Regions from separate parts of the Mus musculus genome. Here region 1 is linked to region 2. The links are chromatin loops, found by intact Hi-C in ENCODE. Cell type or tissue: heart. All regions are shown on one strand. Each heading gives the region's core, and the rest is flanking DNA. Links, peaks and the distances in the headings are about the cores only. Region 1 has its middle 32 kb from the start of Actrt2. Region 2 has its middle 39 kb from the start of Ttc34.

Region 1 (15,031 bases), core at 8,074-10,573, 96 kb before region 2:
AGGATAGACACATGAATTCTAGGTAGGTAGATGGATGGATGTTTGAATGGATGATGGGTGAATGGACAGGTTGTTGTATGGGTAGATGGTTAGATGAATGAAGGATGATGGATGGATAATAGATTAATGTATTATCAGAGGAATAAGATGGATGGATGGACAGATGGATGATAGGTGGGTATATGGATGGATGTTTGAATGGATAATTGATGGATGGATGATAGATTGATGTATTACCAGATAAATAAGATGGATGGATGAGTGGATGGGTGGATGGGTGGGTGGAGTGGGTGTGTGAATGGGTGGATGGTTGGATGGGTGGGTGGGTGAATGGGTGAGTGGGTGGGTGGGTGGATGGGTGGGTGGATAGATGGAAGGATGGGTGGGTGGATAGATGGAAGGATGGGTGGGTGGCTGGATAGATGAATGGATAGATGTATGTATGTATGGATGGATGAATGGATGTATGGATAGATAGGTGGGTGGGTGGGTGGGTAGATGAGTGGAAGAATGGACAGGTGGATGACGAATGTATGGATGACAGGGGATGGACTCTTCCTGAAGCTGAAGCCCCCACTGGAATCTTTCATTGTGTAATGGAATCCCACAAACAGCTCTCTAAGCTTCAGCAATTCTAGCAAATGAGCATCTACACTGGCAGGAAGATTCATCATTTTTACCCTTTCCATCAGAAACAATATTCTCAGAGTGTCCAAGATAAGTCAGGACCAGCAGCAGCAACTTCCATTGACTGATGGAATTGGGAAAGATTGCTTTCGGGTCGCCAGCTTGAGCTCTTAAAAAAATTATTTATATGTATGTGTATTTGTTTTGTGTGGATACATGCACATGTATGTGGTTGCCCATGGAAACCAGAAGGCTTTGGGTCCTCTGGAGCTGAGATGCAGGCAATTGAGAGCCACCCAGTGAGGGTCCTGGGAACCAAATTTCAGTCCTTCACAAAAGTAGCAAGCAGTCTTAACCACTGGGCCATCTCTCCAGCCCCTCAGGTTCCTCTCCTCTGGGAGAAAAATAGAAAGCAAAGAAAAACTATCCAGCAAGTATTTGAAACAGTAAAGTAGAGTCAGCAACTGGCTTCTAAGAGTTTCCTGGGAATGTATTAAAAGTGAGTGTGTGTTGACAGATAGCATAGGGGAAAAGGTAGGTGTGTATTGTCAGGGCAGTAGCCTCTATGAGGAAGAGCTCAGCCAGTGAGCAGAGCATGGAAAGGCCGCATCCGAGAAGTCTGGAAGCTCCTAGTCAGGGTGGGAAGGTCTAGCAGAGAAGGCTCTGCCAAAACTCTATTTGGACAAAAGTCACAGATCCCTGACCTAAGGAAGGAAGGAAGAGACCACCCGTTTCCATAGGAAAACAGTTCACTGCATGACATTTTTTAAATTGCCATCCAAACAAGGCCAGCCACAAGGTTCCACAGACCTTGCGCCCACGGAGGTTTCCACAGGGACCCACCACTGGCCTGTTGCACAGAGCATTAGTGGGTTTTGTGCATGCCGATAAAAAAGTAAAAGCCGCTGTTAAAATCGAAGCCCTGGCACATGCCTGGTTCAGATCACAGGGGAACGGGGCTTTCGCCCTGGAATTTGCAGCATCTGTCCCAATTAAGTCTTGTTTTTTAGCTTAAAGATATTAGTCCGATCACTAGTGTTCTGTTCGGAACATGAATGGCGCATTGTTCTGTGCGGAGCGGCCCTGCAGACGCTCAGACACCATTAAACGGCTTTGCGGCCCAATTAGAAGTGGAGGTAGGCTGGCTGTGGGGCAGGGGCTGACCACCAGGGCACAGCACTGGAAAAGACATGGTGTGGGGGAGGGGCGACTAACACGGTCCATGTGTGGAGAAGGTAGGCTTCAGCATGCAGGTCCCTGGCTCCGTGATGACACTCATCCATCTTGAAGTGACCACTGCTCAAATGTGGTGGCCGGGTGGGCAGCTGCAGCAGTGTGTGAGACCAGACCAATGGCTCCAGGCTAGCTGCAGGACCCAGCCAGCATATGCCCACAGCAGCACACAGACACACTCACACTCAGAAATGTAGGCATGCACATGGGCACACACACACATTCACATGTATGCATGTGCAGTCTAGCACTCCCAATCATGAGCTCACACATACAATTTACACTGTGCATATCATACCATATGCACGCCTGTGTCCCTGGTTAGAAGAACATCACTTTATGGCCTGCCTAGTTTCTACCATAATGTCAATCATAAAAGCATAACCTGGTGTTTCCAAGGTTCCTGGCCATCAGAGTCTACAAACAGCTTTCTTTGTTCATCAGGCTGAAACATTCCCTTCATAGAACCAGCGTGGACCCGTTTCTGAACTGGAAGGCCCATGTGCCTGGGCAGACTGTGGATCCTCCTCACCCCAGGGCATCTTGCTCATGGACAAAATTAAGGCTTTGCTAAGTCCACATATGAAATTCCCATCCAGGAGCTGGTGACACATATGCCCAGTTCATGACTGTTCTCTGAGCTGCTCACTTAGGGAATGTGTGCCTTCCCACACGACAGCCAGTTAAACATCAGAATCCCAACGTCCCTGTAGTAGGCTTAACCGTGCACTTGGTTAAGATCCATGCTCTTCATGACTTGGGCAGGTCACCTGTGACCAGTGTCATGGTGTGTGATTTGCTGGCCCAACCTCTCTGAGTAGTAGAGAGTGGGTGGGCAGAGCTCTCCTGGAGAAGCCCTTGCTGAGGTGTCCTAGCCTGTGCTAGATAACTCTTCTCACCCAGGGAAGTAATCGCCACAGGCAGCCTCATTCCACAGCTAAGCAGATGGAAGCCTGTCTTCATCCAGGACCACATAGCAATCTAGGATCAGGTCAGAGTGCATTGCCCTCAGCACAAGCCCCATCTCTGGATTTCAGGCTGCTCCTTAGAGAAGTTGCTTACCCTGACACTGACTCAAGGAACGCTGTGCCACCTAAAGCTACCATGCTAGCCCCCATCCCCCACTGCAGCACAGTAGAAGGGACCAGCGTATGAGACACCCTTCACCCATCCCACAGGCTGTGCCCCACAGAGGGAAGCTTCAGCCGGGCTGCTAAGCTGCCAAAGGCCTTCACAACTGCTTTGGTGCCAGGTTGGCGTTTCCTGCAGAACTCTCAGGACAAAAGTTCTCATACTGTCATAGAAACAGCACTAAGGGACAGTATAGCAGCAGTGTGTATGGATGCACTGCACATTATATACATATATATATATAGAGAGGGGGTGGTAAATAGATCACTGATATTAGGTTAAGCCATATGAAAATACCACTTTTCTCACTTAAAGAGATTGAATGAGATTTAAGGAGATAACTGCCTATAGTTTGATAGGAGCTGGCTACATGCCTGGCTTGTTGGATGGATGAGTGAATGGGTAGGTAGGTGGATGGATGGATGGATGGATGGATGGATGGATGGATGGATGGGTGATGGGTGGATGGGTAGATGGGTGGATGGGTAGATGGGTGGATGGGTAGATGGGTGGATGGATGGGTGGGTGGATGGATGGATGGATGCCTGACTTGGTGGATGCATGCATGGACAGATGGACAGGACAGTAGATGGGTGGGTGGATGGGTAGATGGGTAAATGGGTGGGTGGACAGATGGATGGATAGATGGATGAATGGATGGATGGAAGCATGGTAGATGGATGGATGCCTGGCTTGATAGATGGATGGATGGATGGATGGATGGATGGATGGATGGATGGATGGACAGATGGATGATGGGACGGTGGATGGGTGGGTAGATGGGTAGGTGGATGGATGGGTGGGTGGGTAGATGGATGGATGATAGATAAGTGGGTAAGTGGCTGAATGGAAGAAGGAAATGAAAGGAAATGATGAATGGCTGATGGATGGATCAATTGCTTGCTAATTTGATGAGTTGTATGAACTATAAGTAGAGACATGTTGTATAAAAATACAAGATAAGGTTTTTTTAATTTTTTCTATTCCCTCCCATTGTCCTCTATAGCAAGTAGATAGATAGATAGATAGATAGATAGATAGATAGATAGATAGCTTCTATAATAAGCATATATACGTATCTATATATTTAGACATAGAAAGACAGACAGACAGACAATCTTCATTCCAAACTCTGGAGTGAAAGCATTGGCCTCTCATTCCTGGATCTAGGAAAAGGAATTCCAACACCCAATGCCAGGAAGTGGTCTGTCCCAGCCTTCAAGTCTGAAATAGAGGGGCCTCTTTCTTCCCTTGCTCTGTCAGCCGCTGCCATGACATCATCCCCATGGTGTGAAACTCGAGAAGCGCAGTGGGAAGTGCTGGAACTGATTGATCTGTGAGCTGGTGTCCAGGAGGCTGAGGGGCCAGCCTGAGACAACAGCTGGCTGTGTCTCTCACCAGTGACAGGGACAGGAGCTGCATGCGTCTTCATTCAGCAGTCTAGAAACTGGAAAGAAAACTTGGTGAGTGCATGTCACATCTCTAGTAAGCACACTAGGGACTGGCATAGCCCTGGAGAAAACACATGTATGAGCATGGTCCCTTCCCAAGGTCTCCACCCGCTTCCTTCCCACTCTATCTGCCTGCTCCCTGCCTGACTCCTTGAGTGGGCTACAGTTGTTGTCTTTTCTTCACAGAAAAGGCAGAAGACAGGGAGGGCTGGGGGAGGCTGTCTAGGTACCCGTGGGTGCTGAAGCAAAACTTACGAGTCACCTGCAGTGGGCGCTAGCCACCCAGGCTGCTGGACCCACACCTGGAGAGAGGCCTGAGCTGCTGCCTTGTTTACTGTTCCATTGTTGGAGTCAGATTATGAGTGGATTTTTATGAGGACCAGGTCAGGGCATCTCAGAGACTCAGGCGCATCTCCCCACTCTGCTCTTGAGAGCTCTCTGGAAGCCTCAGAGTTACAGAGTATAAAATAGGAGACTGTCCACCCAAAAGCCATCAACTGGATGCCTAGATGCAGCATGTGGTGTGCTTACGGTTCTGCCTGGCACCTGGGGCCAAACTAGTCACCTCTGTCCCTGTAAGGTGGAGCTAGGACCCCCTCCTCCCTCCACCAGGTAGGCGTGACATTCTTTTCATCCCTACTGGACACTCTGTGACAGGCCATGGGCATTCTCTGTTACTTTTTGTATTACCCAAGTTCTCAATGCCTGAGTCCCCAGGCCCATGGACATCTTGTTACAGGAAAGGCAGAGAGCTTGGACCTCTCATAAATAGTCCACAATCCTGATGGCTCTGTGGGGCCTCTGTCAGAGAGATCACTTGTGATCCTCAGGACTATGTGGCAGTGGCTGGGTCCAGAGACACCCCTTATTCTTCAAAGTCCTTGACTCTCTCCACTCCTGGTCACCAAGGTGACCAGATGGCCGCACTCAGCACTAATATTAGCTGAGTTGCTTCATGACACAGTGCACCAGGGAGGGCCCAGGACCTTCCAGAGAGCCCCAGCTAATTCCATGGGGGTTTCTTTTGCCTCTTTGAGGAAGGACCAGCTCCATTTCCTGACTTTCCAAATGACTCTGTGAGCCTGAAACAGTTATAGCGCTCAATTTTTCACCGGAGGAGCTGGGCTCAGAGAAATGAAGAAACACAGTTAATGCCACACAGCTTCTGAAAGTAGTGCGGGGTCTTGTAGGATTGCTGCTTAAAATATGGTCTCTCTGGAGTCGGGTGCAGGCCAGGGCACTGTCCCAGTCGCCCCCAGGAGCTTGCCTGCTGCCCTGCATTAGCTAATGCAACACACAAAGGGATGCTAAGGAAAAAAAATCAATTTACAGTGGAAGGGCCATCTATTTCAGAGTAAAAACAATCACCTTTGTGTTCCAGAGAAATGGGAGAAAGCACTTATTTAAATTGCTGTCTTAGAACTACACGGAAGCTATTTTCAGAAACCCCGTGAATGCCTTTTCCTTCTCATCCCACAGAAACCCATTGCCAATCCACCCTGTGTGCCTGCTTAGGTCTGCAGAGACCCTAGACCCCCAAAACGCAGCACCAGGCCTCCATCGAGCAGGGCCAGGCCATCCATGGCCCAGGCAGGCAGGGCGCTCGGAGGGCTTTTCTGAAACCATTAAAATGGGGAATTTGGAGGGATCGTGGAAAGCATTGCCTTTGCAAAATGGCCAGGAGGGGAGCGACAGGTCAGGCCCCCTCGCTGAGGCAGTTAAAAAGTAACACAGCCCCCAAATCACATTAAATATGTTAAGCAAACACACGGCAGGCGGCGGGGATATTAGGTCATTTCTCATAAATATTAATACCGGGGACTTTTCCAACGGGCAAAATTACAGAAACAAAGATGCCTCTTCAGGTGCAGTCTCGCTCGCTGGTAGTCCTGGACCAGGCCCAGCAGGGGAGGGGTCAAGTCAACCCTGCATCCAAAAAGACTTCTTGGCACACTGGCAAATGTGGACCCCTCGAGTGATACACAGAGGCAGAGGGAGGGCCAGGCACCAGTGGGGCCAAACCAGTCCTCCCCAGGCCGTGGACCTGCACCTCACTGGGACTTTAGAATTCACACTTACCATCATGGGTGCCCAGCATCTACACCTGACACCTCCCTGGGCTGAAGAACTGTGAAGGAAGCCACCCAGTTAGCCATCTTGGCCTCACTGCCCCTTCTTCAGTAGCCAGGACCCCTGTGTGTCTAGAGCAGGAGTGGCTTTCTAGGAGCAGCCAGTGAAAGATCTCAAAGGCACCTCTCTCTCCTCAGGGTTCTCTCACTGCTCTCTACCTGCCAGAGGGTGTAGTGCTCACCTGGACCCACAAGTATAAGAGAAGGTGGGCCCTCAGCCCACAAGCATAGGCAAAGGGGTGGGGATTGGTCTGTTACCTGGAGCGCAGCTCAGAAAGACTGTCCTGAGAGGCTGGGGTCCTGGTAACCTGACAGCTTGTCTTTCTACCTCTTTGTTCTGAAGTAACCTGGAAAGGGACAGAAGATGCCATCTTCAGGGAGCACAGTAGGTTCCAGACTTGATCAGCCATCAGAACTGGTAAAGAGCAACTTGGTGCAAGCTCAAGCTGACACAATACAGGTAGGAAAAGACTTGGAGGAAGGGAAACTTTGCTGTAGACATTCCCAGCATCTACCACCCACCTGTGGGCCTGCAGGCCAGTGAGTAGGTTGCAGGAACTTAGTCCAAGGGCCTTACTGTCCCCATAATGCCATGGATGTAGAGGCTCCCATAACTCCTTTCTCCTCCTCTGGGACTCCGTATTTTATTTGTGTACAGGACAAATTCTTGCTTTTCGTGGACGGGCCTGGGTTTTTGGAGCCCACACCCCCTAACCACAACTGGTACTCTGGGCTTGGCACATCTTGCTAGGGTGGTTGGACATCTATAGGCACAGCACATGCCCTGAATCCTCATGACAACTTGCCAGACAAGTGAGCCGGATGAGATAACACTCCATGCAGGCACTCTGAGCGGCACTTTCAGGAGACTCGGTGACTCAGCAGAGGTAGAGAGAAATTTTCAGCTGTGACTCAGCTCCAAGCCAGCAACAAGGAAGCCAGGGAGCGGCTCAGTGGGCAAAACGCTGGCCTTACAGGAACCATGAATTGAGTTCAGTCTCCAGCAACAACATTAAAAAGTCAGGTGTGATGGTATGCACTGAAGAAGTGGAGAAGGAAGGTCTGTGGGCTTGTTAGCCAGGTAGGCATATCACAATCAACACTTATAAGACCAGTAAGAGACCTGTCCTCCGCCCCAAAAAAAAGTGGATGACATACAATGTTAAACTTTGGACTAGACATATATGTGCACATGCATCCATACACACACACATGTGGGGGTGGGGGTGGGGGTGGGGAGGGCTTCTATAGTGAGTCCTTTGCACTGGATAGTTTTGTATCAACTTGACACAAGCTGAAGTCATCTGAAAGGGGGCAGAGCCTGGACTGAGAAAATGTCTCCATAAGATCGGGCTAGCCAAGCTTGTAGAGCACTTTCCTATTTAGTGATTGGTGGGAGAGGGCCCAGCTGATTGTGGGTGTGGCTACCCCTGAGCAGGTGGTCCTGGGTTCTATAAGAAACCAGGCTGAGCAAGCTATGGGGAGCAAGCCAGTAAGAAGCTTTCCTCCCTGGCCTCTACATCAGCTCCAGCCTCCAGGTTTCTGCACTGTTTGAGTCTCTGCCTTGACTTTCTTCAGTGATGAACAGATATGGAAGTGTAGGTTGAATTCACCTGTCCCTCCTCAGGTTTCTGATCACAGCAATAGACCCTGGCTAAGACAGTCTTCTACCACTGAGCCACGTCTCCAGCCCATGAAGGACTCAATGTTCTGCCAGAAGCCTGTAGGCCAGGCAGAAACTCAAGCAGGACTGGCAGCCCCAACTTAGAAATTAAGTTGTATTGTGGTATATGTATGCAGGAGAAAGAGTATTAAGTGTTCAGTGTCTGGCATACTCTGGGCGTTAGAAGCATCCCCACAGATAAAGCCCAGCTGTGCATGTTATCACTTCCATTTTTTACAGAGTTTTAGGAAATGTTAACTCAGAAGCAACAAGAAGACCAGCAGTTGTGTGTCTGGTAGAGCGGAGATGAAGGACTAGCAGTGGTCAGAGGAGCTAGGCAGTGAGCACCCTGACATCTCAGGCCATGGTGTCTCACAGGCCGATGTTCGAACACCAGCGTATGCTGAGGGCAGAGTGCAAAGACAGAACCACACTCTGAGCCCTTCGGAAAGTAGTGGCAACAGTACTCCAACTAAGTAGTGAAAAAAAGGTCACACAGTAGTGCCTGGCCTACCACAAGGCACAGCCAATAAATTTGAACACACAGGCAAACTTCTGTGTAAGGAGCTGAATGAATGCATGAGATGTTCCCTTTTCCAGCATCGACCCATCCTACAGATGAAGCTCAGGAAGACTGATGTCCATTAGGAGACATCCGGCCAACCCCAGGTCTGGCTCCCTCTATGCCAGCTCCCTCGAGGTGCCCCCTGTCCAAGCCCTGCCACTTGGAAAGACTCTGGGAACCTCACTCTTGCTTGGTTATTTTTGGAAACTGTTAATGATTCTGTTTGCCTTTCCAATGACCTCAAAAGTTCCACTGCCCCAGACCCCTCCTCCTGCCATCCATGCCCAACTGCCCTGCCCTCTTCTTCCCAGAGAGACCGCAAGCGAAGAAGTCGAGGACTCGAGACACCACCCCCTCCACGCTCCCGGCTGCTCCTTGGTGTGTGAGCGATGTCTTCCATAACAAGAAAAGGACAAAAGACATGTGTCCGGTGGCACCCTCCTCTGTCTCTGTTTACTTTCCTAAACAGTGGGGATAGGCCTGGCCTGGCCACTGGAGGTGAGAATGACAGTCGTGCTGGCAGCTGTGGGCACTGTCACCGTTGGGGGTGGTGTAGAGATACCAGCTGCGTCTACAAGCAATACAAACTGGGTATAGAGATACACAGCAGGAATAGGGTGGAGAAGGGGCCTGAACTCCCTCAGACTCAGGGGGCTTAGACCGTGTGCATGGGCCAAGCACAGAGCGACTGACTGGCTGAGAACGTGCCAGTAGCCCGCCCTTGGCTTTTGGGGAACGTGGACATGGAGTTTTATGGCCCAAAGCCGCTTTCCCCTTGATTTCCAAACCCATGTGTATTTATAAAGGAAATTTAATCGGGTTGTTTTTAATTCTCTCACACTTAACTCATCAAAATGCTATTTGGTGAGAGCAGGGCCAGACCAAGGGTGCCTGTAGAGCCTCTGCTTGCAGGGGCTGCACGGCAAGGCACAGACAACCTCTCTTGGAGGATGCTAAAGGGCTGGGGGTGGCACTCCATGAGAGTTGCTTCTTCCTGATCTCTACGTATGCTCCCTCGGGGATGTAGGTTGGAACCCCTCTTTTCTACAGAGAATCGGGGATCCCAGAATCTGGACCCTATAGCTTCCCCAACTCCAGCTGTTGAGGGGGGCTGCTGAGAACACAACGTGGTATGAGGGGATGGGCAACAAAAGAAGTCTGCCTTCTTGACACAGCAGATGGTCTCAGGAAGAACGGGAACCACAGAGGTACATGAAGTCCAGGATGGGGTGCCATCAGGTAGACATCCCTGTGCCCACTAGTAGCCGGTGCTACTGGGTGGCATCTAAAGACAGCACCCACTGGGCAGCACACTCCTACATTTGACAAATGTTCTGCTGAGACTGATCAATAGTCTCTGCTGGGAGAGGGCCGGCTGGTGGTGGGGTCCAGGGGAGGAGGCAGAAAACACATTCCCATACTCTGGGGGCAGGATGACCAGGAGGGACACCAACACACCCTCGCCCCAAAGTAGCTGCAAAGCTGCTGGAAATGGGGCGTGAAAGCATCTGTAAATACAGAGGCTGGGAAGCCATGGCTGACAGGCTCCGCCCCTCAGTGTGTGTGGGTACTGGGGAGGAGGGACTAGCAGGGACGGCCCTTGTCTCTGGACATGACCTCCCCTCTTGCCAAGTTGGTGGACACCTGCCTCCAGAAAGCAATCGTCAGTGCTCAGTGTGCTGGCTCTTTGGTGGCCACACAGCCCCCCTCTGCCATTTTCTAGCTACCCCTTCCTCCTGCATTGCCCTCTCTGCCAAGAGGGGACAAAGAGGGTGTAGGGAAATCCCTGAATGAGGACACAGGGCTAGAGGCTGCAGTCTGGAGGGTTCTGGAAGACCCAGCAAGCCCCAACAGAACAAGCCGGCTTTCTTATGACGTTTACTCCTTCCCCTGCCCTACTGGGTGCAGTTATTTCACCTGACTTTGGAGATTGGGCTAGGGATGTCCTTGAGATGTGGTGTCCTAGGAGGGTCAGCTGAAGGTGATAACAATTTGATGGGTACAACAAGCATCAGAACTGGTGCCTCAGAAACCCGAATGATCTAGAGCAAAGCATAGGCAGTCCAGTTGCTCCGCTGGCTCACCCCGGGATGCTGTTGCTCTCCCTTTTTCTCTGAAATATGGGAGGCCTTTGGAAGGAAACACCAGCCTCCGTGGTGATCTGGTAGCTTACCTGTGCCGAGAGGGACCAGAGGCAAAGTGACAACCCGAAGGCTGCCCACCCAAGACCAGTTGCCTCGTGTAAACTATAAGAGAATACCTTTCGGGTTCTGATCTGAAGTGGTCAGGCGGGCCCAGGGTCAGAGGTTACATCTGGGGGAATCTGGAAGATCCATCAACCCCCATCAGACCATGCCTCAGGGTCTAAGTTAATACCTAGACTTCAGGTAGAAACCAATTCCAATATATGACAAACGGGCTCCAAGCCCAGGCCTCAATAGACAGTGTCTAGGTGAGCATCAGACTCCAGGTATATAGGAGGCCCCAAGTGGATATGAAGCCCCAGTGGACACTCGGGCCCAGGTGAATACTTATATAACAAGTAGATACTAGACCTCGGTAGACACCAAGTCTTAATTAAATATCAGGTCCCAGGAGAAATTCAGGCTGCACTTGGACATTCAGGCTCACACCCAGGCCCCACTCTGGGAACATTCACTATGGAGAACAGAGGCTCTTATCAGACAAATATGTCAGCTTTCCTTCAAGGTTCTCACCTGAGCCAATGCCCAGCTGTCAGGTCCAACCCAAAGGGTCTGTGTCTAGCCTACCAAGAAGGCAGGTGGGAAGCCCTGGCAGGAGCGCTGGGATCCAGGCTCTGCCAGGTTCTGTCCACAGCCACCGTGCTCTGAGCAGCTGGACAGGAGGTACCCAAGGAGCCTCAGTCAATGGGCTTTTCATTTCGTCCGATTTCACCTCTGCTGCAGGCTTGCTCCCTCTCCCCAACAGAATTATTCTTATCTGCAAGTGATTTAAACTCTAAGGTTTACTGAAGATTTAAAGACTGTGAACACAGTTGGAATGTTTTAGACCAACAGTGCAAGTTGCATTTTAAGAAAATAATTAACTCCCGGGGGAGGTGTGGGTTTTGGAGCCATGACAGACCCTCGAGGCTGCCTTCCCTATATGGAATTTCCAAATAATAAAATATCTTTGATTCCCTGCTGATGTCAGACGAGAACCTGTAAGTGTGTGAGCAAACTGTCATTTTTTAAAAAAGAGGGCCCATTAGTGTCTTAAAGATGCAGAGCCCAGTCTGCGGAGGGCAAAGGGTTTGTTCAAAGTGTGGTGGTAGGGGGGGAGGGGGCGGGGGAACCGCTATAGTTTCATGATGCCCGTTTCTCACCCTCTTGCCCCCTTTTCTCCTCTAACTTCCTGCTGTGCAGACAATCTGCAGGGCACTCCCCTTCTAGGGCCTCAGAGGTTAAGTTCTTACCTACCAGGATGCCTCTCTTATACACAGCAGCAATGCCCACCCTCCAGTCCCAGCACAGGGCACAAACCCACCGAGGTCAGTAGCCTGGCACTAAAGTGTCCCCACAACCATTAAACCCTAACCACGGAAAGTACTGACAGGGTCTCAGGGAGCTGGACATTAGCTGGCCCCATAGGAGCCATGGGGAGTTTCATATCCCACCCAGCACTGGTCCTGTATGGTGTTGAGTCAGGTGCTGAGCCTTGTATCACTCACTGACCACCGAAGCTCCAAGGTGGAGGTTTTCTTTTGCATTGCACATATGGGAAAGGGAGGGGGTCACTCAGCAATTAGAGAACTCTCCAGAATGTTCAGTGCTGGCCAGAAACATGGAGCCCAGCTACCAACCTTGGCCTGCCTCGCAGAATGACCTGTCTTCCCTTCCCACGAAACAGCAGATCAGCAGCTGAGAAAGCTGAGGACCAAGCCACCCGCACCCCCGCTGCCAGCAGCATGGCTCCTGGTGCTTGAAGTCCAGAACAAAGCTGATCCAGGGAGAGAGCAGGAGGAGTGGGTACCCCTGTGGTCTTCGCTGGCGTGGCATTAGGAAGTGATATCACTTTTTATCAATAACAACAGGTGAGGGCTTTCATCCTACCTACCCAGTCAGTTTTGGGGTCAGCAACCCTGTCATGAGTTTGACGTTTTCATTGCAGGAACATCCATCAGGAATACCCACCTGTGCGTCCCCCCCTTGGGACAGTATAGTATGCCTTTTTGTCACTTCGTACAGCTTTCAACCATACCACTACCATCCTCTCTGGCCTTATTGCCTACCTCCAAGGACATCACAGAGGAGAGCCTACTCCTTCCGGGAACACCCTGCAGCTTTCCTGGCCACAAGATTAACCAGTGGCCCCTGATCACATCTTCTCTCCTCTCGGGGGCTTCCAGGGGGCTCCTAGAAGGAAGAATGCCTATCCCCAACTCCATCCGGGTACCCTCCCTTCCTTAGAACTCCAGGACTGGCTGGAATGCAGGTCAGCCCCAGCTGTTCTTTGGAGGAGGTACATGCGCGGTCATACATACCCCTCGATTCTCTAGCTCCTGTCTCCAGAATCAGTGATACCAACTCCTAAGGTATACTCAGGACATGTTCAGGGAAGGACTTCTGCTGCCAAGACACCTGTCCAGATTCCCACCCCAACCCTGGCTTGGGGAAGGAGGCTGAAGAGAGAGCTCACCACAGCCCCACTCTAGGAAAGCAACTCCTATGAAGAAGAGATTAGCACCCTTCCTTCCAACCTGCACCTTACCCTGGCCTCAGGAGTGGCCCAGCTGGCCACACCAGCTGTCCTCTGCGCCTGTAGGGACGAACAGAGACAAACGTTCCTGGCTGTCCGGTTTTCTAACACCTTTCCACAAATCTCTGCCTCTCAGGAATAATTCTTTCTGGTAATTTACTTGCAAAACATTTGGCCGTTAACACCCAGCCAAGAGTGGATGGCAGGTCACAGACTATTAAAAATATCCACACCTGGGCCCTCAGGCAGCCCATTTAACCACTGCCCTGGGCAGAGAGTCCAGCCAGGGGATCCGTGTGCCTGCCAAGCAAGTTTTATGAGGGCAAGAGGACACCTGACCAAGCCTGTCCTGGCCTTTCTGAGTCCTCTGCTAGTGTCATCAATGTGGTCTTGTCCTTTGCCAAGGGGCTTGAGGCACGCATGGGCATTCCTAACCCCAGTGCCCAGGAAATTACCCGAGGAGCAGGGAGTGCCAAATCTTCTGGTTTGGAGTGGCTTGGGGGAAGGCTAGGACATCCTAGCTTTACCTAGATTCTACCCATGGCATAGATAAAGAGTTTCTTCAGCAGAGGTACTTTAGTGTCCCTCAGAACCCTGCACCCTGGCTTATCACCACAGCTGACTCAGGCCTTTGGATCTGGAGTAGGGCTTGACCTCCCTGGAAGGAAAAGGACCCTGTCCATCTGTGTTCACGGGCTCTTTCCACACCAAGAGCATCTACCCCAGAGCTGCAGCTCCACAGCATCTCCCAGCCACTCTGCCCGGTAGACAGAGCAGTCAAAGAAACAGAGACACAAAAGAAAACCAGCCACCACCTCAGAGAAGAGCAAGGGCTTGCACCCCACCTGGCTTTCAACTCCCACATGTGGCTGTCACAGTTACACATAAAACACCAGCCTCTTTCTTCAAAATTTCCAGAATGTGGTCCCTGGAAGTGTGGGGTCCCTCATGAGCCTCTGGTGAGGAGGATTTTGCTCTGCTCCAGTGGGTAATCAAATTCTGAGGACTTCTGTATGGACATGGGAGAACAAGAGCCCAAGAGCCCAGCCCTACCTACCCAGACAGAGCCTTGTCAGTCACACCCCAAAAGAGAGCAATGAGGAGCACACACACACCCCACCCACCCTCACCTCTCCACAACACACCTATGTCTTCTTCCAGGCAGAATTCCTGGATGAGGACACTGAGCAAACTCAGCCCAGCTTGGCCTGGGCATGGTCTGAATTTCCAGAGGGACGACAAGAAGCTAGCAGAGCTCTGGGCAGAGCTGATGGGATGATGGTGATGGAGTGGGTAAAGGATGGGGAGAGGCAGGACACAGGGGAGAGACAAGACACAAGGCTGCAACATCCATCAGGGGTCCCAAATGTGGTTTTGCCCCTCGGGCACCTTGTGTAAATTTTGTACCCTACTCCTAAGAATTTGAATATAATATTCTCTTTGGTCTTGAGGCTGTGCCTAGGAAAAGGTGCAGAGGTGTGTGAAGTGTATAAACAAAGACTTCTGTTGGACA
Region 2 (15,031 bases), core at 5,463-7,962:
TGAGGCCAGTGTAAGCCAAGAGGAGCTTCATAGAGCAGAGTATCTGGTATAAGGAAGAGTCTGAGTACCTCCTCCAGACCCCGAATGCCGAAGCAAGGCTTCGCGTGGAACATTTGTAGCCCCCACCAGCTGTGCTACCTCTGCTCCTGGTGCCTTCTGGTCTGACTATGCTGTCACCTCCTCCACAGCCCTCAATGGTCCCTTTCAGCTCAGGGCAGGAAGCTAGCTTCTCTCCTGCATCCAGCTGCTCCCCAGAGTGTCCCCCGAGGCCCCTCTCCCAGTGCCTGGAGATACCGTGGCCTACAGATCAGGTCACAAGATGCCCTCAGCCCAGACTCACAGCATCCCTGTGGATGCTGAATTCCAGTTTCCCTCCTCTCAGCCCTTGTGAAGAAGATCCTGCCTGAGACACGGGCTTCTCTTTGCCTTCCAGAGAGAAGCCCACACCCTGAACCTGGAACTAGCCTGAGTTGTCTCCTGCAGCTGGCATGGGGTGAAGACCTGTGTTGCAAGCCGCACCTAACCCCGAGAGTCAAGGGCTTTATTAGCAAGGACTGCAGTGGCCTGGCTAAGGACATCCATATGGAGAAACAGAGCCACCATAGAGACCCCGCCATGGCCATGTCCTTGTTCCCTTCCGGGCTCCTACTCCACAGGGCAGACACCATTCCTCTCAAAGGGTTATGTCTCCATTCAGTGTCCAGGGATGGAGCTAACCTCTGTAAGTGGCAACCGCGCTCACAAGTGCAGCCAGTAGGCCACTGGCCCTTTAAGGGACACTGGGCCCTGCCTTTGTTGATGAGCCAGCCTGCAAACTCTGTGAGCTCTGTCAAAATATTTTTAGCATTTGTTCTGTTTAAAAACCCTGAGGTATTAGAGTGTGCTAATCTTTAGAAAGGTTAATTTATTCATAGGGGTTTTGACAGAGATGTATGGCACAGTACAGCGTGGCCCCTGCCCAGGGGAGCGCGCACGCGCATAGAAAAGCAAGTGCTACACAGAGAGGCAGGCCAGAGTCCATCGGGGGCCTAGCCCACCCCTCCCACTGCCCCTGGATCTGTCTTGCTCATCCTGGCCTAGACAAACCTGCTCTCTCTTCTCAATGACCCCGTTCCTGGGGGAGTCTGTCCTTCCTTCTACCAAAGGCAGAGCCTTGGTGAAGTCCCGCCTCCCCACGTACATAACCAATCGTTCCCTTCAGAGTTGCTCTGAAGGTAGGGCCATATAAAGCCACCAACCTACCATGGTTACAGAGGATCATGTCTGAAGCCCTTCTCCCAAATGTCCCCACCATCTCCTAGGACCTGTGAGCAGCCGCAAAGGAGCCACAGAGAGCTGGAGACAGCCTGAACCTGGCACTCCCTCAGCAAGAAGAGCTGTGGCAACAGAATGGCTACACTGGCTGAGGTTCCTGGTTTTGGCAGCAGAGTAAGAGAAAGCACCCCAAGAGTGCTTCAGACCCACTTGAGAGCTCTTTTTAAACCACCCACCATCTCACCTCCCAAGGACCATGGGCTTCTGGGCCTTTGTCCCGAGTCTGGATGGAGCATGCCCCAGAGATCCGGATCTGCCATATCTGTTGGCCTGACTTCTCTCTGCCTTCCTCCTCGCAATATACTCTGGCTGCTACAACTTCAAATCAAGGCCAGTCTACTTTAGATCCCTCTTCTGGGAACGCCTGCTAGTCCTAAACAGTTCTTGCTCGGTTTCAAATGTGACCTTCTCCATGAAGCTCTTCCTGATTGCCCGTGGGCCACTTCTGCCAGGGCCAGGGCCCACGCATACCACGTTTGCTATGACATCTTTCCCCTCAACTGCTCTCTAAAAGATGTCTGTCCATTCTGCTTTTGCTCTTGGTCACGGCCACTTCTCAGACAGAAGGTGAGCTCAAAGCTTGAGGGTTCTCGGCAGTTGCCTTTCAGGGTCCAGAGAACCTCGCATACGCAGCCCTCAGAGAGAGATGTAGAATTTTGATCTATAAACTGGTGTCTACACAGCCTATGTGGCCTATGATGGCCTTTTAATGGACAACTGGTACCCAAGCCATGACTGACCAAGGTCAGCAAACAATGTTCCTGACCTGGAAGTTGTTTCTTCTTTATTTTCTGTTGATAACAACCGCAAAAAACCCCTCAAGGAGGGGTCCTCACCTCTGTGGCTTTCTGATTCAGCTACCAGAACAGAGGCCTAGCCTCTGCTAGGCTCTGGGTCTCCCTCAGCTCAGCCCCCACGCCTGGGAACATCATTCTAGAGTGGCCTGGGCTGGACGAGTATCCAGCTCCATCCGATGCTGCTGTCAGCAGGTTGCTCTGAGTGGCCATTTCCTTCCTGTAGCATCAGAATGCCCAGTGACCAACAGCGTGGCCTTATGAAGCTCCAGCATCCCTTTGGGGCCTGCCTGTCCTTCCTCCCCATCCTCACCCAGGAGAGGCAAGGCCCTCTGTGCAAGTCACTGCCACCAGCTCTGCTCACCTTGAGACCATCCCAAGGCACAAGCCCCACACCTCCCGTGCGGAAGGCCACAGGCCCCTGTGCCAACACTAAAGGAGTTTGTGCAGTCCGACACCAGCTGGCCCCCACCCCCACCCCCACCCCATGTGCAAACTTCCCTGCCCTTGTCCTTGGAATGTGGGGCAGTGGGCTGCAAGGGATAGGAGACAGATGCATGGTCCTAAGCCGTGTAAACAAGGCGGGGGAGGGCAGGGTTAGGTTACACCGGTGGAGTATCCTAAAATAAATATAAGGACGGTTGGTATACTTCAGGTGAATTAGCCTGATTCAAGCTGTCAGCTTTAGGAAAAGTCTAAATAAACAGGGCTCCGGCTCTTCCCGGCATAGGAAGGGGTGAGGACACCATGGGGCGCCAGACTTCAGAGCTAATCCGTGGGCCTCCATGGTCCTGAGCATCAGCCTTGGATGACAGGGTATGCATGCTGCCCTGGAGGCCCCAAGGTCAGAGACCGGGCCCTAGGTGACTCTGGTAACCCCATGAACAGCATCAGACTTCTCTGCTGCAGGGCAGGGTTGACAGGGCCTCCTAAGCCCCTCACTGTGCCGAGTTACCGCGGTGGAACATGGTGAGAAAGCTCTCTGCCACGGTCCCACAGGTTCACTCGCTACTTGCATCCCGCTCCATCGCTGGGTGGAAGATGGGGCTGAGTCTCATCTTCCAGACCAGAGTGCCTGTGACAGAAGGCTCAAGTCCCTCCAAGCTCATACTTGTGAATGTCTGTGGCTGTCAGAGTCAGGACGGTCCTACATGGCACCAGGTAGCCTGTCTGTCACCAGGACCGGGGCGGGTGGGATGGCCAGACACCCTGGTTGATTGCCTATTTATGCCATTTTCAGCTCTCTGCGTTAGCTAACTTTCCTGGGATGCTTAACCCCAACAAGAACTGTGGGGAGAGCCCTGGGGAGGTGCCACTCTGGAGCAAGGCCTCAAGGCTGCTATCATCATCACCTCCACCTTCATCATCACCATCAGCATCCCCATCAGCAGCACCTCCACGTCTGTACTTATTTCTTCCTATCACTGTCCCCATCCATCCCTCCCTCATCCCACTCATCTTCAGATAGCAGCTGTACCTCCTTACCCATACTCTAAAGCCAGTCCAGGGTGGACATACCTGGGCTGAGGGCTAACTATCAAAGCCTTGGGGGAGGGAGGGGCTGTGGCTCCCTCTCTCACTACGCTGATCTGCAAGAAATCCCACTGGTACCTTCTACGAACTCAGCTACTTCCCAGGGCCCAGAGAGGAGCCCATGGTATCTGACCAATACTAGGAGCATTCCCAGATAGAAGCCACAGCACTCTGCTGGGCTGACAGTGTGGGTCCAGGGTGTGTTCAGAGCGTGAACGTCTAGTGAGTGGCTTTCTGCCTAGGCACAAGCACCTTCGAAGGTCTAACTCAAGAAAGGACAGGACCGCTGAGCAGTAGTGGCACATGCCTTTAATCCCAGCACTTGGGAGGCAAAGGCAGGCAGATTTCTGAGTTTGAGGCCAGCCTGGTCTACAGAGTGAGTTCCAGGACAGCCAGGACTACACAGAGAAACCCTGTCTTGAAAAACAAACAAAAAGAAAAGAAAAATGAAAGGACAGGACTGTGAAAGTGTGGGAGGCCATGGTGACCACATGCCTTCCCCATAGTTCAGCCCTTGGGAGCCCCTCCCATTGTGCCCAGGGGAGGTGCCAGGACTTTCTTCCTCTGCCTCCAGCAGTGCCCCTGACTGATGCTCAGGACAGTGGATGAGGGGAAAACACAGCCTCTCACTCTGGATCCCAGGGCGTTTGTGCATGGCCAGATGCCATCCCTTCCACACAGGTGGGAGACGACCCAGTCAATGTTATCAAAGACTCATGAGAGCCTTAATAAGACCTGTCAGTCTGAGGGCAGGAACAGAGGTGGTCCCACCAGAGAGGTCTATGAGAATTGAGAGTGCTAGCCTTCTCGTCTGTGATCTACTATAGAAGGTTTGCCTGGAGAGGCCCGAGGCTCTCGAGCTTCCTCCACTGTTCCCTGGAGAACCCCACTGACTCTGCCAGTGTTTGAAAGTTAAATTTAAACTTTCTCCACAGAGGGCTCAACTCACCCCATATCCACCTTCACCACCGACCACTTCTCTGAAGGTCTCCTTAGCCGTCCCTGGATGGGGAAAGCACCTGTGGGCAGGGCTGGGAGCGGGAGGATCGGTGTCAGCGTAGCAAGGAGACAGCGTGTCGGGGAAGAAGCCGCTTAGTCTCCGGGATGTAAGAAGATTGTTGATATACATTTCCCTTCATGGGGTTCAGAAGAACACCCCCACCTTTGAAAGAATTCAAAGCCAGATGGCAAAGGAAGAGAGCGGATGCATTGCCCACCTGAGTGGAGCTCAAGCGCGCTTGCCTGCTTCCTTGCTTGGCATCCCCATGCTTGGCAGCACAGGTTAGCCCAAGATGCCTGGAGCTAGGCACACACTCTCTTGACATTCTGGAAGAGGATGCTTACTCTCCGGCAACAGCCGCCATCTTGGAGCTAGGTGATCACTCGAATGTCATCCTGAGCCTGGCGATTCTGGGGAGGAGCACTCACCCTCTGCTAACTTCTATGCCCTTAAACAAAATGCATTTTCTGTAGCATCCATTCACGGTCACGGCCTCTTGCTGTGACGGATGTTACTACCCCACCCCCAAGCCTAGTGAGCCTTCAGCCCTCGGCTGGGTTCCAGCTGCCCCATGCACCCCTCCACAAAGAAAGATAGCTTTGAATCATCATCAGGGGGCTCTTGGTGGCACGGAGGGCTCCAGACTCATGATCCCAGTGGAACAGAGGAGGGCCGAAACCCCCACCCCAAAGCTCAGATTATGTCCCTCGCTGTTCTTCCTCGTTAGTTTGGAGTCACTCTGTGCTTTCAAAGATTCATTTCTCATGAACCTTGGGCCAAAGAGGTGAGAGGAGGGCAGGGCTGATCCCAGGAAGCCCACCTGTTTGTCTAGCTTTAGTCTGTTGAGCTGTCTGTCTGTCCCTAACTGTTCAACAGCTGGACTCAAACCCCCTCACCTCCTCTTCTTCCATTAAATGTGTCCTCCATAAAGATCACAGATTTCACCAGACCTTCAGGAGAAACTAGATATGGTAGAAAACTCCTGTAACCCAAGCAAACTCTCGGGAGTTTGGGGAAACAGAGTCAAGAGTTCCAAGCTAGCCTGGGCTGTAGAGAAGACCCTGAGAGCTGAAGGCTTCAGAGAGTAATAGATAAGAACATGCTGGCCCTGGGACTGAAGGTGGCCCCAAGATGCAAGAAGCAGCTTAGAGAGTCAGCTGGACGCTGGCCCTCTTATGTCACTTTTGTGGGAGATACTCACTAGAGGTTCGGAATCTTCTAACAGGTTTCTCATCTGTGGGATGGGTCACCTCACAGCTCATCTAGGAAATATAGAGACTCCACCTGAGGGAGGTAAGGTCCTACAGACCTTTTGTGGCTTCTCTCCAAGACCCACCAAGCCTCTGGTCCTATCTGAAGGAAGGGCTCCTGGCAGCCTCGTCTTCCTGTCTCCTGGGAAACTTTCAGTGTGGCCTGGGTCAGAGCAGGAGTCTGTTCCCAGCCAAAGCAACACACCAGGTGTGGGGATGCGGGGACCTCTCTGGGCAATTAGTTACTATCAACAGGCTTTGAGCAACCAGCCAGATGGAAAGCCAGGTACTCATTGTGGCTATCGCTAACAAATTGATCATTACCACGTTGATTTTTAAGAGTTTGAGCTCAAATCCCAGTGAGCCATAGATAGATTCAGCCCCCAAATGAACAGAACCTTTAAAATTCAAATCAATCTCATCTGAGTTTACACTAAATTTAGCAAATGGAGTATATCTCTGACCCACTGGCTCCACAGAGTGCCCAGCCCTTCCAGGTGCCCATGTGCACCACAAGCTCTGATGCCACCAGGTGTGAATCTTAGCACCCACCAGAGTGCCACCTCCTAATTAGGGCAATTGTGTCTCTCACTCCAGCCTAACACGGACGATGCCACATCCGTGCCCTTTGGACATCCATCTGAGTTCACAGATGGCTTAACACCTATTCTCTGGAGGGCTGATAAATGCAGCTTTATTGAGAGTGAATAGATGTGAGTGATCATTGCCCCAGAAAACATCTGTCTAGCAGACTAGGCAATCACACACCTCAAACCCTGTTCACAGATGAGAGAGAGAGAGAGAGAGAGAGAGAGAGAGAGAGAGAGAGAGAGAGAGGGAGGGAGGGAGGGAGAGGGAGAGAGAGAGAGAGAGAGAGAGAGAGAGAGAGAGAGAGAGAGAGAGAGAGAGAGATCCTGGATTCCCAACAAAAGGTACCTAGATGTGGGAAGACGTCCTGCCCACTGGGTAACTATGCTGCCCTCTAGTGGACAAGATAAGCAGCGCCTTCACGGTAGCTGTTCAAGGTTTGGGAGAAGGACCTGCCAGGGGCCTTTAGATCACCAATGCTAGGTTGGTGGCCTTATGCTGTCCCTCCTGGTAGTCACAGAGCAGGTTTCCATGTGTGAGCTGGTTTGAGCACGGAGGCTTCACCCAGGTTTTCAAGGAAACTACTGAAGCTCTCTCTGACTTTGGCATGTGTTAGGTTGGGCCCTCTCTAGCTGTAGCATATGACCAGGAGGGGGGAACTGACAGTCTCACGAAGAGGCTCCAAGGCCCTTGAACCCAGTGAAGTGATTGCAAGTTAAGGCCACTCCCTAGGACAACAGAGATCAGTGATGTGGGACCAATAGCACTTGCCAATAGAGATGGGGAAAAAAAACTTCCCTCCATCTCTAAAACTGTGATGATTTGGTTACAAAGACAAAAAACAAAAACAAAATCCCACATACTGTCCCTTCAGTAGACCTCATGTTTTCCTGAACCCTAACCTGAGCAGCCCAGAGGGGTGGCAAGAAGGTATTGGCCTCTCCAACTTGCATATGAAGAAATGAAAGTAAGTTATATCTCAGATCCAGGACCCAATACAAAGGCCCCGTTCAGGATGGGGCCCCAGCCCGGCCCTGCACACACAGGCTTCCTGGTCCCGAGGATACCGGCTCTGAAAGCCCAGAGCTATCCCTCCCCCCCCCCCCGACCCCCACCCCCGGTCCACAAGAAGCTACCAACTTGCACTTAAGTTGGGCGTTTTCCTTAGCCAACCCCTTCTTGACACTTCAAGGGTGAGCCCCGTGGCTGGTTATAAATAGGTGAGACCTGTCGGACCCCGGGTGTCTGCTGCATGACCCAGGCAGGTAACCCAGCCTCTGGAATCCCTCACTGCCTCACAGTGACCCTGTGGCACTCTCCCAAGGAGGAAGAGCCCATGACCACCATCTTTAAGATGAAAGACCCCAGGTATCTCCTGGTGGATGCTTGGGATGGATCCACCTCTCTGAGGGATAGGACAGCTGCACACTGCCCCTTCAACCAGACAGTGCCCTCTCTCCCTTTTCTTTTCTTCCTTTCTCCCTGCCCCAGCCTAGGCAATTAGGAGTTCCATTCCAGCCTATTTCCCTTAACATGCCCAGCAGTCTATACTCAACTGTTTCCTTCTTTTTGGACACTACAAGATGTTCCAGGCTCCCTTCCCCACCTCTGGGATGGCTGTTCTTCCTTACAGGATGATGGACATCTAGGATGCTGCTGTTCTTATGCTGCTGGGTGACCTTGTAGGCCCTTGGTATATTGAACTAGTAAAAGGGAGCGGACACCTGCCCCTATGTGACCAAGTACATGTACCAGTCTGTGTGCACAAGTCACTACAAGTGCATGCCTATATAGATTGTGTGTGTGTGTGTGTGTGTGTGTGCAGACTGTAGTCATGTATTGACATACCTATCTATATACAGGTATGTCTATCTGTGCATGTATATGTGTGGGTATACACTAACTCATTTATATGCATATATCTATACGTCCATAGGAAGAATGTGGGGAAGGCTCTGACAAAGCTAGAGAACTGGACAAGAACATAGACCCCAGTGTTGATGGGGAGGAAGAAAGGGGAGAGTCTAGGATCGGGGAGCCAGTGGCTACTTTGCCTCATGGGTATTTGACATACTGTATGCCTTCCTATGACTTCCACAACGCTGACCCTCATTGTAACAAAGATTCCTTGAAGATATCAAGACAGTCAGTCTTTGGAAGGACCAACTGGCTGCCCTGAAAAGCCACCTACCTGGATCTAACTAACATGTTTCTGTGAGTCACCTTCGTTGACGAATATTGGTGAGAAACCCCAGAAGTGTGGGATACTGGAATTAAACCAGCTATTCTTTTTCTTTATGCTCTCTGAAGTTGTTTCAGTATAAAACACTGTCTTAAAAGTTCCCCAGGAGCTGGGGAGATGGCTCAGTAGTGAGAACGATTGCTGAGCCATCATGAGGAGCCAAGTTCACAATTGTAAAATCACGTAAAAGCCAGAAGTGGCGGGATGCACATATAATCCCAGCAGTGGGAGGGAGAGATGGGCGGATCCCGGATACTAGTGGGTTAGTCAGCCTAGCTGGATCAGTGAGTCTACATTCAGTGAGAGGCCCTGTCTCAGGGAGATACGGCAGAGGTGTGAAGACACCCAGTGTTCTCTTCAGGCCTTCAAGGGTACTCACAGTGGTATGTGCACATATGTGCCCATGAACACATACAGCACACACATAAAAAGTTACCCTGGCATGACAGCAGGAGCCAGACCATCCTTTGGGCAGTTCCAGTTCCTCTCTGGTGCCCTGGTTCATAGCTAGAACTTAAGGACCAAGGACCAGCGCTAAGTGTTCAGACTTGATTCCGCTGGCAGCTCAGCCATTACTCTACACCCACAAGCCAGATTCTCTGTGCTACACTGGGCTGTCCAGCTCAGAGACATGTGTCAGTTTGGGACCATGGACCCCCAGAATACAAGGAGCCCAGAGGACAGTGAGGCTCCTGGTTGCATGACTTCTATACAGGCCTGCCTGGTGCCATCAGGGCCACTGGTACAGGGACAGAGGGGGCCACCTCTCCTTAGTGTGACTGAACTGGCTCCATAGCCATCACCATGACAGTCTCCCCTGGGCCCCACCCACACCAAGGTGGAGACCACAGCAGCCACAGAAGCCCTGCATAGAGCTCCACCCTCAGTCACAGGCAGGGAGGCACCCACGTGCTGTGAGATGAAAGATTGGTCCGTTGCAAACGAGTACCACTAATGACTATTTAGCACGTCCATAACTTTACCAACAGAGCCCCAGCCTGAGAATCCCCAACGAGGCCTGGTCCTTGATTAATGCTAATGGGTTTTCTCACCAGCTGTGAAAATGCATTTTCCATAATTTAGCTGTCATTACAATGGGAAGGATTTATAAAACACACGCACACACAACGTGCTCTGAGGCCCTGGAGGGGAGCTGTCCAGGAAAGGCCTAGAAGCAGCTGGCCTCCCTGTGAAATGCATTCTGCTGGCCACACCTGGCCACCTGGCTTGGACCCCCAAGCCAGGATAGGATGTTGCTGAGAGCACCCTGCAGCAGAGCACAGCCATCCCCTGGACTCTGTACCTCATCAGGTGGAAGGCAGGACTGAATCTGTGGACCATGAATTGGGACCAGGTTTCTTTTCTGCCTCTTTAAGAAACAAGGACAACAGAGGTCACACCATCCCCTGGACAATCCCTGTTCCTTCCTCTCTGGAGCTAGAACTCAAGACCCAAGAACCAGGCTCCTTCAGAGCCACCGGCACCATATACCCCTCGGCTCTTGGCTCCTCCTCTCTCTGAAGTTCCTCACGTGTCATAGTTTTCACCTTTCCATAACATCTGGAAGAAAATACGGATGGTTTTGGGATAGAGGAGACCACCTGGCAGATAGCTGGGTCTCAAAGGAAAAGGGGAGACAACATGGGACTAGAGAGAGAGGGGTGTCACCCTCCTGTCCTCAGCCCAAGTATTCAAGATGGCGCTTCAAGTCACCAGCCATGCATGGGGACTCAGAGCATAGGACGGAAAACATTCGAATGGAGACATGTTTATTGAGAAAGCTGTTTTCAAAGGAATAGAGGCCAGAGGTTAAGAAAGAAGGAGAACTGGAGAAGAGGGTTAAAGGTGAATTCATGATTTTGGAAAGGTGAACGGTTGAGTGAATGGGAGGGCAGTGAGGGGGGTAGGTAGATGGAAACATGGAAGGAGAAATACAGGTTAGCTCTGAAAGCATAGAGAAACCCCAAGCCCAGAGGCACAGTCTGTTTGAGGGTCCCACTGAAGCCTCTCAGGAGCCTGATGGTGGCTGATCGAGTGCAGCCAGGATAAACCTTCACACCTCCACTTGGGAAACCCAGTGGCCCCAGGCAGAGGAAAGAACCCCCAAATGACCAGGCTGGTGTCTGGCCCACTGACCACAGCCCTTCTCACCTCCCCCTACCTGAGGGGCTCAGGCAGGGCAGGCCCTGCCCCACCCCCCTGATTTCAAACACAAATGAGTATCTGGAAGTAAGTTAAGAATGGGGGTGAGCGGGAAAGGCCTAGGAGCAGACCAGCATCGAATCAATTAATGGGCGTTCTTCCGAGCCCGGTGCACGCTTTGCCTTCAATTAGCGGATCTCGCCGGCCCCTGCTGCAGGCCCGGAGCCTCCGCCGCGGAAACTTTCTCCTTCTTGTTTTAATCTTTCACCGAGCCCGGCCTTTCGCCTCCAGCCCATCTAATTGAAACTAATCTTCGCGGGCAAGGCCTGTCTCTCCTCCTAATCCTCCTCCGAGGAAGTTCACATGGTCCCAATTACAACCACACCGGCCCCCTTTATTCCCGCCCTCGTCTCCCTCTGCCAGCCTCATTTTTTGAAAGTCTGCGTTATTAACTCCATGCTTTCGAGTTCCTGCCCGTCACGGGCCGCAAGATGCTATCGCTGGCTGCCGATGGATAAGGTTACCACGAAAGCATTTTGTGGGTTACGTTTCACACAAAGGCGATAGAGGGCATGATAGCGCAGAACCGGTGAGCTCCGAGGGGGAGGGGGCCGGCACTGCCAGCCCTGGGCCTCAGATCCCCTGCTTGCAACCTGCAGGCTGGGGAGCCCAGAAAGGGCTCTGGAAGCATCCTGGAGGAGCAAAGAGGGAAGAGGGGCATCGAGTATCCCCAGAGAGCACATTACCCCACCGCCAAGCCATATGGTCCCAAGAGGCCCCCCGCTGGAGGGCTGCAAAGTGGGAGATGGGGGTCCCTTGAGCTGGCTCCACATTACAAGGCAAACGGAAATCCTACATTTCCAGGCTGTCGAGAATGTCAAGTTTCCGTGCTCCAGGCTGGAATCCCACCAGCACCGTGTGGGCACGCTGGTTATCGTGGCTGATCAAACCTCAGATTGGCAGCTTGGGATGTCTCTGATTAGTTTTTTTTTTTCTAAAGAAACTGAAATAATCATTAGTTAATGAAGACATCTGGGCCCAAATTCCAGAACTACGGGAGAGAAAGCAACGAAATGGACCACCACAGGGTGACCCCGTGGGTGAGGAGGGAGGGTCTGAGCTGACCAGTCCCCAGACCACAGGCCAACTGATGAGGCAGTGAAGTACTTCCATGAAGGCCTAAGTTTAACCCTCAACCCCCATGTAAAAAGCTTGACATAGTGGCACTATGGAGGGGCAGCGGTGAGTAGGAGGGAGATCCCTCGGGCTTGCTGGTCAATTAGTAAAGCCAAATCAGAGGGCTCCAAAGAGATTCTATCTCGGAAAGTAAGGAGGAAAGTAATAAAGAATGACACAGATACTGACCTGTAACCTACATGCTCACTCACACTCACACACTCACACACACTCACACACACTCATATACACACACTCATACACGCTCACATACTCACACAGTCACATACATGCTCACACATACTCATATACACACACTCACATACACACACACTCACACACTCATATACACATACTCACACACTCATACACACACACTCACATACATACACACTCACACACTCACTCACATACACACACACACTCTCACACACTCCCATATACACACTCACATACACTCACACACATACACACACTCTCACACTCACTCACACACACTCACATACACACACATTCTCACACTCACACACTCACACACACTCACACACACTCATATACACACACTCATACACGCTCACATACTCACACAGTCACATACATGCTCACACATACTCATATACACACACTCACATACACACACACTCACACACTCATATACACATACTCACACACTCATACACACACACTCACATACATACACACTCACACACTCACTCACATACACACACACACTCTCACACACTCCCATATACACACTCACATACACTCACACACATACACACACTCTCACACTCACTCACACACACTCACATACACACACATTCTCACACACACACACTCACATACACACACCAATGCATGTACACACACATACACATTCACACACACACACACACACACACACACCAGTGCATGTGCACAACACCAGTGCATGTAGAGACAACATACAACACTTACACACACACAAAATCTATTAACATTAAAAAAATTTTTTAATGTCTATAAAAAGACATCATTATCAAAGTCCTGTGAGGCCCCTCTGAGGATCTTGAGCAAGAGCTCACCCTGCTTGATGACCTCCTCATTGATTGACCATGAGGCCGTCATGACGCCATCACCCACCTCCACCCTCAGCAGAGCCTTCAGAAGCCAGGCAAAGCCTCTCCACAGCAGCTACAGGGCAAAAAGGTCCCATGGGAAAGTCCCACCAAGACCCCTGCTTCCCCATCAACTTAGGAAGCCTATTCCTCCACCAATCAGAGCAGGGTGTAGAGTTCTGGGTTCTAGATACTGACTTCCCAGATAAGTTGTGAAACTGAAGGTGAGGTCAGACACACACACACACACACACACACACCAGTGCATGCACACACACACATGTGAGCCTAAGGAAGCCCTGAACAGCATAAAGATATATGTTGTAGGCACCTCCTGGGTCCCAAGCCCATTGAGCTATATAGTATCTCCTTCCTGGAAACCCTAGGCTGATCATATAGTTAGTCCCAAGTCTGGCTTTCCCACGTGTATATGGGGCCTTGGCTCCCTCCCCTGGCCAGGTAGGGAACAGATAAAGGAATGGCCAGCAGCACATTTCTAGTCATGACCTGAGTTAGCAGTATGTAGCAACCCCACAAGAAGTCCCTCCCGTCTGTTAGACACTTCTCTAGCCTCCAGGCTCTGCCACACTCCACTCCGGACCCATCTGGCAGAACCAAGCCCATGGTGGGACTGATTCTGCTCAGAAGTTGGGAGCCACAGAGATTCTGAGATACAATGTGTGCATCACAGGCAGGCAGGATGACTGTTTAATAATAGAAACTTGCCGGCACCTAGTTACACAAGTGCATCAAAAACCAATTACACTGTGAAAAAGGATCCGGACTTCAGCGGACACACTTAGACTCCTGTAAAACTCCAAAAGAATGTAAACTCATCCAAAATGGTGGGAATCTGACCTTGGGGTGCCTGCGGTGGAGGGGAAGGAAGAACTTTCAAGGGATTTGGCCAAGTATGTAACTTGAAGGACAGAAAATTCAGAGAGCTGGACAGTTAACTGGATACATTGTATAATTGTGGTTAAAAAAATACACATAAAAGTTACTGTATCTAGGACTGGCAAGATAGCTTAGCAATTAGGAACACTGGCTGCTCTTTCAGAGCACTGGGTTTGGTTCCCAGCTCCCACAACATGACCCACAACAGTCTGTAACTCCAGTTCCAGATGATCTGACACTCTCAGGGTCTGCACGCATGTGATGCACAAACATACCTATGGGCGAAACACCCATACACATAAAATAAACAGAATTTTAAAGTTACTACACTGGCCATTCTTAAGTAAACAGTCCAGTGGCATTAAGTCCATCCACAAATGCCAAGCATGACCATGAACATCTGTAATCTCACTCTTGGGAAACTAAGGCAAGAGAATTATCCAGAGTCTAAAGCCAAGCAGGGCCATATAGTGTGCGCTGGGTCAGTCAGAACTTTGTAACATGGCCCTATCTCAACAAACAAACAAACAGTACATTCATGTTATAGGACTACCCTTCAATCTCCAGAGTCTTGCATCTTCCCAAGCTGGAACTCTGTCCCCATTAAACATGAAGTCCTCAGCTTCTGCTGCCTGTCTTTTGTTTCTGTAAATCCTTAGTGTTCTTACTTAAAGCTTTTCCATGTTGAAGCTTGTGATGTGAGTCCCTTGCTGAGTAATATTCCATGCAGTGCTGAGTGACTCCATGCAGGTTGCCTTTCTACTTACCTACTCAAGGACATTTAGATTGCTTCTTCCTTTTGGTGTTAGAAGCTGTGCTGATAACATGCCTGAGAGACACCTTTCGGGCCTTTTTTGGTGTGTGCATACCCAAAGAATAGGATTGCTGGCACACACGCATGGTAGTTCTGTTCGCTATTTTTGAGAGAACACCGTGCTGTCTTCTGTCCTGGCTTCTTTGTTACCCATCTCCCTCAGCAATATGAAGGAGATACAGTT

What was found. Peaks named below come from ENCODE experiments on the same cell type or tissue, not always from the same donor. Only the 100,000 strongest peaks of a DNase experiment are listed, where the experiment ranks them.
Region 1: a loop joins it to region 2, with 2.1 times the contacts of the local background. A loop is called at or near these places in 3 of 42 quality-filtered maps.

Annotation. Positions count from the first base shown.
Region 1 is chr4:154,692,038-154,707,068 of GRCm38, forward strand. No RefSeq gene overlaps it. Among named protein-coding and RNA genes, the nearest start is that of Actrt2, 32 kb to the left of the region's middle. In heart, for the core only: no CTCF peak of the experiment used is centred there; DNase peaks (open chromatin) are centred at 8,954 and 9,314; H3K27ac peaks cover 1,212 bases; H3K27me3 peaks cover 338 bases.
Region 2 is chr4:154,791,136-154,806,166 of GRCm38, forward strand. No RefSeq gene overlaps it. Among named protein-coding and RNA genes, the nearest start is that of Ttc34, 39 kb to the right of the region's middle. RefSeq lists an enhancer at 10,766-12,015. In heart, for the core only: a CTCF peak has its summit at 6,875 (motif pointing left); no DNase peak of the experiment used is centred there; H3K27me3 peaks cover 994 bases.